Regions from separate parts of the Homo sapiens genome. Here region 2 is linked to region 1. The links are chromatin loops, found by intact Hi-C in ENCODE. Cell type or tissue: mammary epithelial cell. All regions are shown on one strand. Each heading gives the region's core, and the rest is flanking DNA. Links, peaks and the distances in the headings are about the cores only.

Region 1 (5,373 bases), core at 69-5,068:
AAAGCCAAACAGGCCAAGCAGATCTATTGGCAGTTCATTCCCCAAATAGCGATGCTAAGCCAGCTCTTTGCCTTCGCACCAATGTTTTTTCTGCCTTAAAGCCTATTCTCACCTTTTTACTCAAAGTTAGCTCTTTTCTTTTCTTTCTTTGTTTGTTTTTTTTTTTTGTTTTTTTTTTTTTTGTTTTTTTTTTTTTTGAGACGGAGTCTCGCTCTGTCGCCCAGGCTGGAGTACAGTGGCGCGATCTCGGCTCACTGCAAGCTCCGCCTCCCGGGTTCACGCCATTCTCCTGCCTCAGCCTCCCGAGTAGCTGGGACTACAGGCGCCCGCCACCACGCCCGGCTAATTTTTTTGTATTTTTAGTAGAGATGGGGTTTCACCATGTTAGCCAGAATGGTCTCGATCTCCTGACCTCGTGATCCGCCCGCCTCAGCCTCCCAAACTGCTGGGATTACAGCTGTGAGCCACCGCGCCCAGCCCCAAAGTTAGCTCTTACTGGAAAATTGTCCTGATCCCCCAAGCTGAGCCTGAGTTCTTCCTTTATGCACCTCCCCTCAACTTCACCAGTATGTGGTGCATGTCTCTGTTAAATCACTTAGCACTCAGGTTCATGCCATTTCTCTTGTTGCTCCTTACTAAATAGAGAGAAATAGTGAATTCTCAAGTACACTTTCTTCTTTATACCCATTTCCAACAGTGTCAGGGTAATGTAGGAGCTTCATAAATATTTTTGGAAATAATGAACTGTATATGTGGGAGGCAGGAAAATTCTCCCTGAGATAATGTAAAGAGCTTTCCAATTAACCACCTCTTTATCCTGGGACAAGAGAGAGAGAGAGGAGAAGGTCTGGACACCAAAGTACCTGGGAATCCAGAAATCTAAAGCAATCAGATTTTTTTTTCTTCTTTTTGGCTCCAATCCTATTAATTCCACCCTCAACTAAAAATGATCTGATTTCAACAAACAGATGCTTTATAATCTCCCCTCACCTGGCCCTCCACTTTCTTTCACTCTAGTCTTTTTATTTCCTTTGAGTCGAAACCTCAGTCCATATTATGGCTCTCTTTTGCAGTTAGCCCCTTATTTTGTAACCAGATGTTTTAAAAAGTAGCAAAGAGGGATTCTTTCCACTTGCCATTCTAAAATGCCCACTTGAGTCTTTCATTTGGTGTTCCTCCTGCCTTAGGTATGGACTCACCTTACTCAGTCCCAACAAGACTCTATACCAGCAAATAAACTCAAAAGAAAGCTGAAATTTAATACAAAACCTTAATTTTAAAAACTATCCTAAAGGCTTGATGTTATGTAGAGACATCAGTGAAAACCACTATCCCTCTCTCAACCCAGTATTGGGTTTGGATCCTAGAAAATGCCAAAAATAGACAAAAATGTTTCCAGTTCTTTTTTTCTGACCTAGATAATGTAAAACCAAAGATTCATTCCTGGAAAAGTGCTAGGGTATTTTTGGGGATTTAAAATCAAGCTCAGTTAATGTGGTCTATAGGGCAGTCACTAAGATTGGTCCATGCTAAAACATGTCTTTGTCAACAATTGTAGGGCCAACACACATACTTTCAATACTCTTTCTTGGCGAGAAGTATAGGAACTATGAGTAATCAGAAATAGAAGAGCAAAAGGAAAAGTGAAAAGATGAGAAGAGTCCATGAGAAAAGAGAGGCAAATTACAGGGAAGGAGAAAATCGAGGTTTTTGAATGGGAAATACAGTGGACATGAGAGGATCTGAGAAACAGACATATTTCCTGTCAGTAGAGGCCGAAGGTAAACAAGGATGTCGTGTAACAGAAAGAAATGGGAAGGCCAAGTTAAAGAAAAGAATGAGAGAAGGCTTGGAACTAAAACAGGTAAAGAGATAATGACAGTGAAAACTATCTCAGGCATGTCAACAGGACTGATAAGGAACAGTGAGGGACATCCAGGATCTCACATCAAAGACAGAAGGGTCAACATGTGGAGAGAGAAAAAGGAAGAGGGATCCCAGCTGTTAGGGGGAAAAGGTGCTGTTAAAGACAGCTCTAGTCTGCATTTTGAACCTTACATTCTGAAAGGAAGCACTTCACCAAGCCAATACAAAACACTGTACAAATCTCTGCTGTTCACAAATTTTAGAGTAAATAAAAGCAAACTAATGCTACACATCAAATACCTTAACTGGCGAGACATAATTCCTAGTTCATTTTAGCCGCCGGGGGCAAGAAGCTATCAAAGTGATTTTTTTTTTCCAGCACCTTAATGTGAGACAAGTATGAAGGAAAGACAAGTATGAAAGAAAAAGTCCCAAACCAATATTGCCCAGTAGTAATTTTCAGAGTGATTTCTCTTTTCAGTATAGACTTGGATGTATTCGGACCCCTTGGAGGGGGCGCCGGAGAAGCGGCCCAGAAAGTATTTCTATATTAAGAAAAATTTAGTTTGGATGCAAAGTGAGTTTTGCGGACCTCAATACAGCCTCGAGAAATCTGAAGTACTCCTCTACAGCGTTAATAAAGAAAGATAACTCAGATTGCCTGTTAACTTGCAGCTTCTCCTCCTCCCCCATCGGCTTCAGCCTGAACTCATCAAAGCACCGGAGGACAGGAACGGACCTTCTATCGCTTTTGTTTCCTGCGTGGCGGAGACTTAGAGGAACGGCCGGTCGCCTACCTGCCTTCCACTTCCCCGGCCGCAGAGCAGTTCGCTGCCGGCTCGGTTCGCCGCCAACCTCACCTACCGGCTGGCTCTCCGGCCTGACTCTTCTGGGATGGGTGGCAGGGGGTGGGGGAGACCTCAGGGGGCGGAGGGACACGAGGAGGCGGGCCTGACCCTTCCCCCAGAGGCAGGGAGGAGGTGCCGCCAGGGCGCAGGTGAAACCGACTCGGCCCTATCCCGGGAACTTTCGCTGTGAGGACTCGTTGCGAGAGGCTAGAGTCGCGCAGGGGCGGCCTCGGAGCCGCCCTCTCTCACGCAGACTGCCGCGGGGACTCAGCCTTGGGGCCACCCGGAGGGGACCCACGGCCCTCCTGGCGCGCTCACGGGCTGCGGGCAGCGCTGGCCTCCGCGGCTGATGGGGGCGGCTAGTGCCGCCCCGGGCGCAGGTGACACTCGCCCGGCCAGGGTTTCCTCTGGCTGGGGAGAGCCCCGGGAGGGCGAGACTCAGACACCTCTGGGGCGGAGGACAAGGCAGCGATGGCCCGAGAGCTGAGCCAGGAGGCACTACTGGACTTTCTGTGCCAGGCTGGGGGCCGCGTGACCAACGCTGCCTTGCTGAGCCACTTCAAGAGCTTTCTCCGAGACCCCGACGCGTCCCCCAGCCAGCACCAGCACCGCCGCGAGCTCTTCAAGGGCTTCGTCAACTCGGTCGCCGCAGTGCGCCAGGACCCCGACGGCACCAAGTACGTGGTGCTCAAGAGGAGATACAGGGACCTTTTGGGGGAGGAGGGGCTGCAGCGACCCCGCGAGCCGCCCGCGGCCGCCCCCAGTGCAGGGGGAGCTGCGCCCTGCTCCCCGCGAGGCGCGCGCCGGGGGGAGCCGCCCCAGCAGCAGCCCAGGCGGCGGCGGCGCGAGAAGGAGCCGGAGGAGGAGCCAGCAGGTGCAGCAGCCAGAGCCGCCGACGCAGCTTGCAATGGACTCCCGGGCAGCGACTCCCGTAGGGCGCCCGGGAAGGGCGGCGGATCGAAGGGCAGTCCCGGACAGAGGCCGCCGGTGCCCGCAGCTGCAGCGGCAGGGGCCCAGGCGAGAGCGAGCTGCGCGGCGGCGAAGACGCAGGGCCGCTGCTGCTGGGAATGCCTCCAGAACAACCTGGCTGTACTGCCGGGAGAGCTCGGCGCACTCCCGCACTCGGCCACCGCGGAGGAGAAGCCGGCACGGGCTCTGCCTGCCCAGGATGACCGCGGGGCTTCCAGGGAGCGGGAAGAAGGCGCGCTAGCTGAGCCGGCGCCTGTGCCTGCAGTGGCTCACTCGCCTCCCGCCACCGTCGAGGCTGCGACAAGCAGGGCTTCCCCGCCTGCTCTCCTGCCCGGCCCCGCTCCCCGCGGAGACCGGCCGGAGCTGCTGACCCCCAGCTCCCTGCATTATTCGACCCTGCAGCAGCAGCAGCAGCGCACTCGAGAGTGGGTGGCCAGGCACCCGCAGGTGCCCGAGGCCCGTGATCAGGGCCCTATCCGCGCCTGGTCGGTGCTGCCAGACAACTTCCTCCAGCTGCCCTTGGAACCCGGCTCCACGGAGCCTAATTCAGAGCCGCCAGACCCCTGTCTTTCCTCGCACTCTCTCTTTCCTGTTGTTCCGGATGAGTCCTGGGAATCCTGGGCGGGGAACCCTTCATTGACTGTCTTTCGCAGCATTCGTTGTCAGCTGTCCCTCCAAGATCTGGATGACTTTGTGGACCAGGAGAGTGATGGCAGTGAGGAGAGCAGCAGTGGGCCCAAAGACTCCCCGGGGGCTTCTGAAGAGGGGCTGCAGGTTGTCTTGGGAACCCCAGATAGGGGGAAGCTCAGGAATCCAGCTGGGGGCCTTTCTGTATCTCGGAAGGAGGGCAGCCCCAGCCGGAGCCCTCAGGGTCTCAGAAACAGAGGGGATGGTCACATCTCTCAGCAGGTCCCTGCAGGGGCTAATGGCCTTGCAGGCCACCCCCTGAAGCCTTTGCCTTGGCCAGTTCCTAAGTTAAGGAGGTCCCTCAGGAGGAGCTCTCTGGCAGGGAGAGCCAAATTGTCCTCCTCTGATGAGGAGTACCTCGATGAGGGCTTGCTGAAAAGAAGTCGGCGCCCACCTCGATCCAGGAAGCCCTCCAAGGCAGGAACGGCACCCAGCCCAAGGGTTGATGCAGGTTTATCACTAAAACTTGCAGAGGTTAAGGCTGTTGTGGCCGAGCGGGGTTGGCGACACAGCCTGTGGGTCCCCAGTGGGGAGGGGTCTGCAGCCTTGGCCCCCCACAGAACTTCTGAGCACAAATCATCCCTGGTTCCACTAGATGCCAGGGAGCATGAGTGGATTGTGAAGCTTGCCAGTGGCTCCTGGATTCAGGTGTGGACTTTGTTCTGGGAGGACCCTCAACTGGCCTTGCACAAAGACTTTTTGACTGGGTACACTGCGTTGCACTGGATAGCCAAACATGGTGACCTCAGGGCCCTTCAGGACTTGGTGTCTGGAGCAAAGAAGGCAGGGATTGTCCTTGATGTAAACGTGAGGTCCAGTTGTGGATATACCCCGCTGCACCTTGCAGCCATTCACGGCCACCAGGGGGTCATCAAATTGCTAGTGCAAAGGTTGGCTTCTCGGGTAAATGTCAGGGACAGCAGTGGGAAGAAGCCATGGCAGTATCTAACCAGTAATACCTCTGGGGAAATATGGCAGCTGTTGGGAGCTCCTCGGGGCAAGC
Region 2 (5,373 bases), core at 374-5,373, 110 kb after region 1:
TGTGGACTCCAGGCAGCTCCCCCAGCTGGGTTGAGTAACTGTGAGGACTGCAGGGGACTCCAGTGGTGAGGTTTGTAGATATCCAAGGTGCTGATGGGGATTTATGGAATCCTCTTACCTCCTCACCATAAGAAGAAGTTCTTCCTGGTTCCCAGCTAGTCCCAGTTTGGGGACAGGGCAATAGAGGCCCAGGATTTCCTTCCATTCTCTTTGGCCATCCTGAATTTCTCTGCTCACTGGGGTTTCTGTTACTTCTCTGATGCACCGTCCCTCACTTATTTTTGTTAAAATGTAGTTGTTTATTCATTGTTCTGGTTGTCATTGTGAGAGAGACGAGCACCAGGGGCTTCCAGTTGGCCATCTTGCTCAATGCCACGAATCTCCTGTAGATAGAAGTCTTTATTTGGTACTTTCTACTGATTTCTGATCAATATGATCTGAAGAGCTGTAGTTCTACTTTTGTTAGCAGACATACCATATATCTTCTCAATTACCTGTGTGAATGCACATATTTAATCATCCAGAGTCATGATGAACACACAGTTTTCCTGCTGTACCTCCCTTCCTACACATGCGTCTCTCTCATCTACCTGTAGAGGCACATTACTTAACCACACCGTAAATTGATTTTCTTAGTTTCTTCTTCCTAAGCACATTACTCCTTAGTTAGCTTTTAACCAACATTTGCAAGAAGGACTTACAATTTGTTTTGTTTGTTTGTTTGTTTGTTTGTTTGAGACAGAGTCTCACTCTGTTGCCCAGGCTGGAGTGCAGTGGTGCGATCTCATCTTACTGCACCCTCCGCCTGCTGGGTTCAAGCAGTTCTCCTGCCTTGGCCTCCAGAGTAGCTAGGACCACAGGCATGCACCACCACACCTGGCTAATTTTTTTTTTTTTTCAGTAGAGACGGGGTTTCAGCATGTTGGCCAGGCTGGTCTCGATCTCCTGACCTCAAATAATGCACCCACCTCAGCCTCCCAAAGGGCTGGGATTACGGGCTCACTCTGTCTCAAAAAACCAAAACAAAACCAAAACAAAAAAACAAAAAACACATTGAGTGATACATTATCAAACTGAGGTTGACCTTTTGAGGCAACTTGGAAGATGTTGTTTGTTCTTTTTATCCTAAGCTTAAGTTCCTTTTCTGCCTATCTACTTTCACTGGAAGGAGACATCCGACTACCTCCCTGCCTTTTAATAAATCTGCTCTAAACCATTGCATACAAGGTTAGGTATTCTATTTCTTTTTTTTCTTTTAATCTTTGAGGGAAGATGGGCTTTTAAAATTCTCATTTCCGTATCCATGAGCTGCCTTTGAATTGTTCCTTTTTATCAAATCAATTTTTATTACTACAAAATAAAGCCAATTCCTATATTCTGTTCTAATTAGAGATGAGGAATAGTTCTCATTCACTCTTACATATATTTAAACAATATTGCAACATCTTCTTTATATTTATTAAAATTTAAAATGAGGTGAGATTCTTAATTTTTCTTTCAAATTAAAACAAACAAACAAAACACCTGGGCATGGTGGCTCATGCCTGTAATCCCAGCACTTTGGGAGGCTGAGGCAGGAGGATTGCTTCAGCCCAGGAGTTTGAGACCAGCCTGGGCAACATAGGGAGACCCCATCTCTGCCAAAAATATTTTAAAAAATTAGCCAGGTGTGGTGGCTCATGCCTGTGGTCCCAGCTACTTGGGAGGCTGAAGCAGGAGGATCGCCTGAGCCTGGGAGTTCGAGGCTGTGGTGAGCTATGATTGCACCACTGAACTTAATGTATAAATATGAATCATTTTGGGAATAAATGAACAGGAAAGTATGACAGTTGCAGATGTTGAGATAGAGAAAAACATATGTGGAGACACACCAAGAGAGACGTAGACACATACAGAGGTATACAGAGGCAGAGCTAGGCAGAGAGAGACCTCAACAGAAACAAACCTTAGACATGCTCTTAAATCGGCCTGAATCTAAATCTATTGATTTAGATACTTTGAGTAATATAGGTGTATGGAGCATGTTTAAAGAAAACATAAATGAGAAACTGCTTTCCTTTTGACACCTCCTTCAAGAGATATGTTGGCCATTTTATAGGCACTGTTTTATTATCTGAGAAATGGTTCTTACAGAATCAGCAACTATAAAATTACATGTGGTATCAGAAGATAATGCCAGGGTATATATGTAGAACAATGTGTCTGTGACGGCTATCAATTTATTGGCTCAGCTCTGGAATAACCCTTCAATCAAGTGTCTGTGTAATGGGCAGGGTCCTTTTAAGCATCTTTTACAGTCAGCACGATGTTAAGCTCTCTCCATAGGGGGTGCTGTTGGGGCCCTTTGTGGCTGCTGCCTTATGGGTCAGTGGTATGGGTGTGAGGACATCTGATGGAGTTCTCTTCCAACCACTGCCTACAATTGGTGGTGCCTTGGGACCTTGAAGCCTCATTCTGGCCATAACCTTCTCCTGGGCCTGTGGATTACAAACTTGAGCCCTGAAAGATTCCTGCTGCATCAGTGCCCGGAAGGCCTTCTGCCAACACTGGCTCCTCACTCTCTGAAGATCCTGTGAGGATCACCTGTGACCTGGAGGGTTCCCACTGGGCAGCCACGCCTGCTGCAGGCCCCCACTCTGTGCACAGCCAGGCTGTTGGTTGCTGGTGGACTGACCCAGCCTGCACTCTGGAGGGTTGCTTCCTATGCGCTCAGGGACTGCAGACCAGTTCCAGCCTGGGCAAACCAGCTAACTTCCCTGCTATGTGGGTCGAGTTCAGTTCTCCAAGGAGGTCTGAACCTCAGGCTTGGGACTCTTTCCCAGTTTGTCTTTCCTTGAGTACTCTTCCTTAGCTCTAGGGTACCAGAGAGAATTTCCTTATGTCCTATAGTCACTCGTTTATCAGAATTTAATAACTCTTTATATAAATATTTCCCCTGTTCAACCTACTGTAAAGCAATAGCAATACCAGTGTTTAAGCAAGAAATACAGCTGCCTTTCCACCTAGAGAATAATTTATAGAATGAAGTAGGAATCAATGAGCCAGTTTTTTCATTCACAACTTTCTTCTTGCCTAATTTTGATTTTAGAGTTTCAAAATTGGGTGACAGCTGCTTTCATTTCTCAAAGAAAATGAACACAGTCTTGTTTCATTAGCTAAATTGTCAAATCCACACCAAGGAGAGGTTCTAACTCATATGTAGGATAACATTTGTGATGAAGCAACAGGAATCTGATTCCCACTAAATCAGTAAAGTTCCCACTGAAAAGGCCAGTTGATTAATTTCAGTCAGGGCAGAACTTAAAATTACTGGCAATGTGTGATAAAACTGATTCCTTTTGAGGAAAAATAATTAGTGCAATTAAATCTGAATAAGTGCATAACTTGTTTAAAACAGATCTAAAAAAGAGTAAACAGGGAACAAAATCTGTATCACAACCTTGGGGATTATATAAAAGTAGTGGAGACAGTATAAACTTATATAGCTAATAGAATAAATATGACAGGACTTTCAACTTCTGAGGTTATTTTTATTTTTAAATTTAACTTCAATTTCTGTTTATTTAAATTTTAAAAATTATTCAGATTATTAAATTCATGTTAGTCTTATTGTGATCATAACAGTAGGAACTGTACAGATGATTGGTAGTGGCTCTCAAATGTTAAAATACATCAGAATAACATGGGAAACCTGCTGAAATGCAGTTTCCAGCAGACTTGGTTTTGTCATAGCAATTGGTATTTTTAACAAGCATTCCAAGGATTCTGATGCAGATCGTATCCTGACCACACTTTGAGAAACCATTATTTAGTTTCTGAATGAGCTCCCCATTAAGAAATGTGAAGTTTTATTTAAAAATTAATAAGACAACCCTTTCTGATATTAAAATGGTCTTTATCATTTTATCCTATGCATCCCAAAGAGTTAAGGCAGCAGGAAATACTTTGTTCCCGATAATATATTCCTGTGTAGAAAAGCCCCTTCACATTCACTTGACCACTTTTTATACCTTGTAGGAAATGAAGTTATTTCTGGCTGTAGTTATTCCTTTTTCTAATAGTAAGGTGAATAAAATTCATGTTGTTCTAAAAGGAAAATAATAACTCCAACCTAACAATGAAGCCAGCACTACCATGGACAATTAAACTGAAGAGAAGTAAATTTGGAACCACATAAGAATAAAAAGCCAACATTTCCTTGGGTATCCAGAGACCCAGTATCTTAATAAGAGATGCCTGAATAACATACAAGTTTAAAGGTAGAGCTTAAAGCATATATTTACCATTTAAACTCATGAATTATTTTAGATGAGATATTAACAGTGGAGGAATAGGAAAACTGGGATGTCCCAGGTTGTTTCTCCTTTATAGCTCCCTCAAAGGACCTCAGTTAAGCCCACACTCCTCACCTTAAAAGACAGCCACTGATTCTTAGGGGTGGACCCAAACTTGTTAATCTTCTAGTCTGGAAACCAGCTGTGCAAAACAAACCCTAAAATGTTCCCATAGAGCAAAGGAAAAGATGTTTGGTTTCGACAGCATCTGGTCTCATAGAGAAACTCAGGCACTTTCACTGTGGATCCTCCCTTCATTCTTTGGGGTTAAGTGGCCACCGCAAGAAACAAAACAGCATGAGAAATGGCTGAGTCAACCAACATGTAGTGACATGCCCAGGAACTTCTCAAGTGGCCCAGGAAGTGGAGGCCTCCTGATTTTCTCGCAGGACATTGTCCTTTCCTGGAACCTTGCGGGTGGCTGGAGTATCTGCATTTGGAGTATTGCAAGATTATCTCACCTGAGTTCTGACCAGAAGTGTATCTCCAAAATTATCACATCCACAAAGACAATTATTGACTGTGAGCAAACATTCTCAGTGACATCACGCGTATTCTGAAACCCTGACCAACAACATGCTCCTTACTGTTCTCATGGTCTTGGCAAAGGATACTGTTGGGAGAAAGAAGAATGGTTTCTACTGTAAATGAGTTTTTAAAAATAGTGGGAGAAGAATGCAAAATAGGAAAGGGATAAATACATAGATTTCTAGCTAAACGCATTTAAAAGGAAACTTTGAAAATTTGGTTAGTGATTTCTTTAAAGTACAGAGGTCAAGTCCTATTACAATAAATATCACATCCACCTAAAAATTAGATTTCAAAGTCTCACTTGGTGCCTTACCCATTTCACATAACAGAACAAAGTTTCCACATAATGAAAGAATGGACACAATCCTAGGAGTGTCACAAGCTTTCAGATGTTTGTGGCATGCCAAGCAGCATTGCCTGTTACTGTGCTGTGGGAGTCAATTACTTTTATGTCTATAAATTAGAAAAGTGGCTGGGTGAAGTGGCTCATGCCTGTAATCCCAGCACT

What was found. Peaks named below come from ENCODE experiments on the same cell type or tissue, not always from the same donor. Only the 100,000 strongest peaks of a DNase experiment are listed, where the experiment ranks them.
Region 2: a loop joins it to region 1, with 4 times the contacts of the local background. A loop is called at or near these places in 7 of 110 quality-filtered maps.

Annotation. Positions count from the first base shown.
Region 1 is chr4:76,895,662-76,901,034 of GRCh38, reverse strand. SOWAHB (sosondowah ankyrin repeat domain family member B) reads left to right here and starts at 2,891. Exons shown (of 1, transcript NM_001029870.3): 1 at 2,891-5,373. The coding sequence starts at 3,186. RefSeq lists silencers at 2,731-2,800, 2,871-3,170, 3,431-3,540. In mammary epithelial cell, for the core only: no CTCF peak of the experiment used is centred there; a DNase peak (open chromatin) is centred at 2,784; H3K4me3 peaks cover 2,525 bases; H3K27me3 peaks cover 437 bases.
Region 2 is chr4:76,781,390-76,786,762 of GRCh38, reverse strand. It overlaps SHROOM3 (shroom family member 3), which reads right to left. Exons shown (of 11, transcript NM_020859.4): 11 at 3,510-5,373. The region is part of intron 1 of SHROOM3-AS1 (SHROOM3 antisense RNA 1); the gene reads left to right. Among named protein-coding and RNA genes, the nearest start is that of SHROOM3-AS1, 18 kb to the left of the region's middle. RefSeq lists enhancers at 1-167, 4,533-4,827, 4,561-4,930, 4,062-5,021, 4,061-5,260 and silencers at 2,216-2,285, 2,336-2,385, 2,396-2,465. In mammary epithelial cell, for the core only: a CTCF peak has its summit at 2,334; DNase peaks (open chromatin) are centred at 3,742 and 4,582; H3K4me3 peaks cover 511 bases; H3K27ac peaks cover 3,022 bases.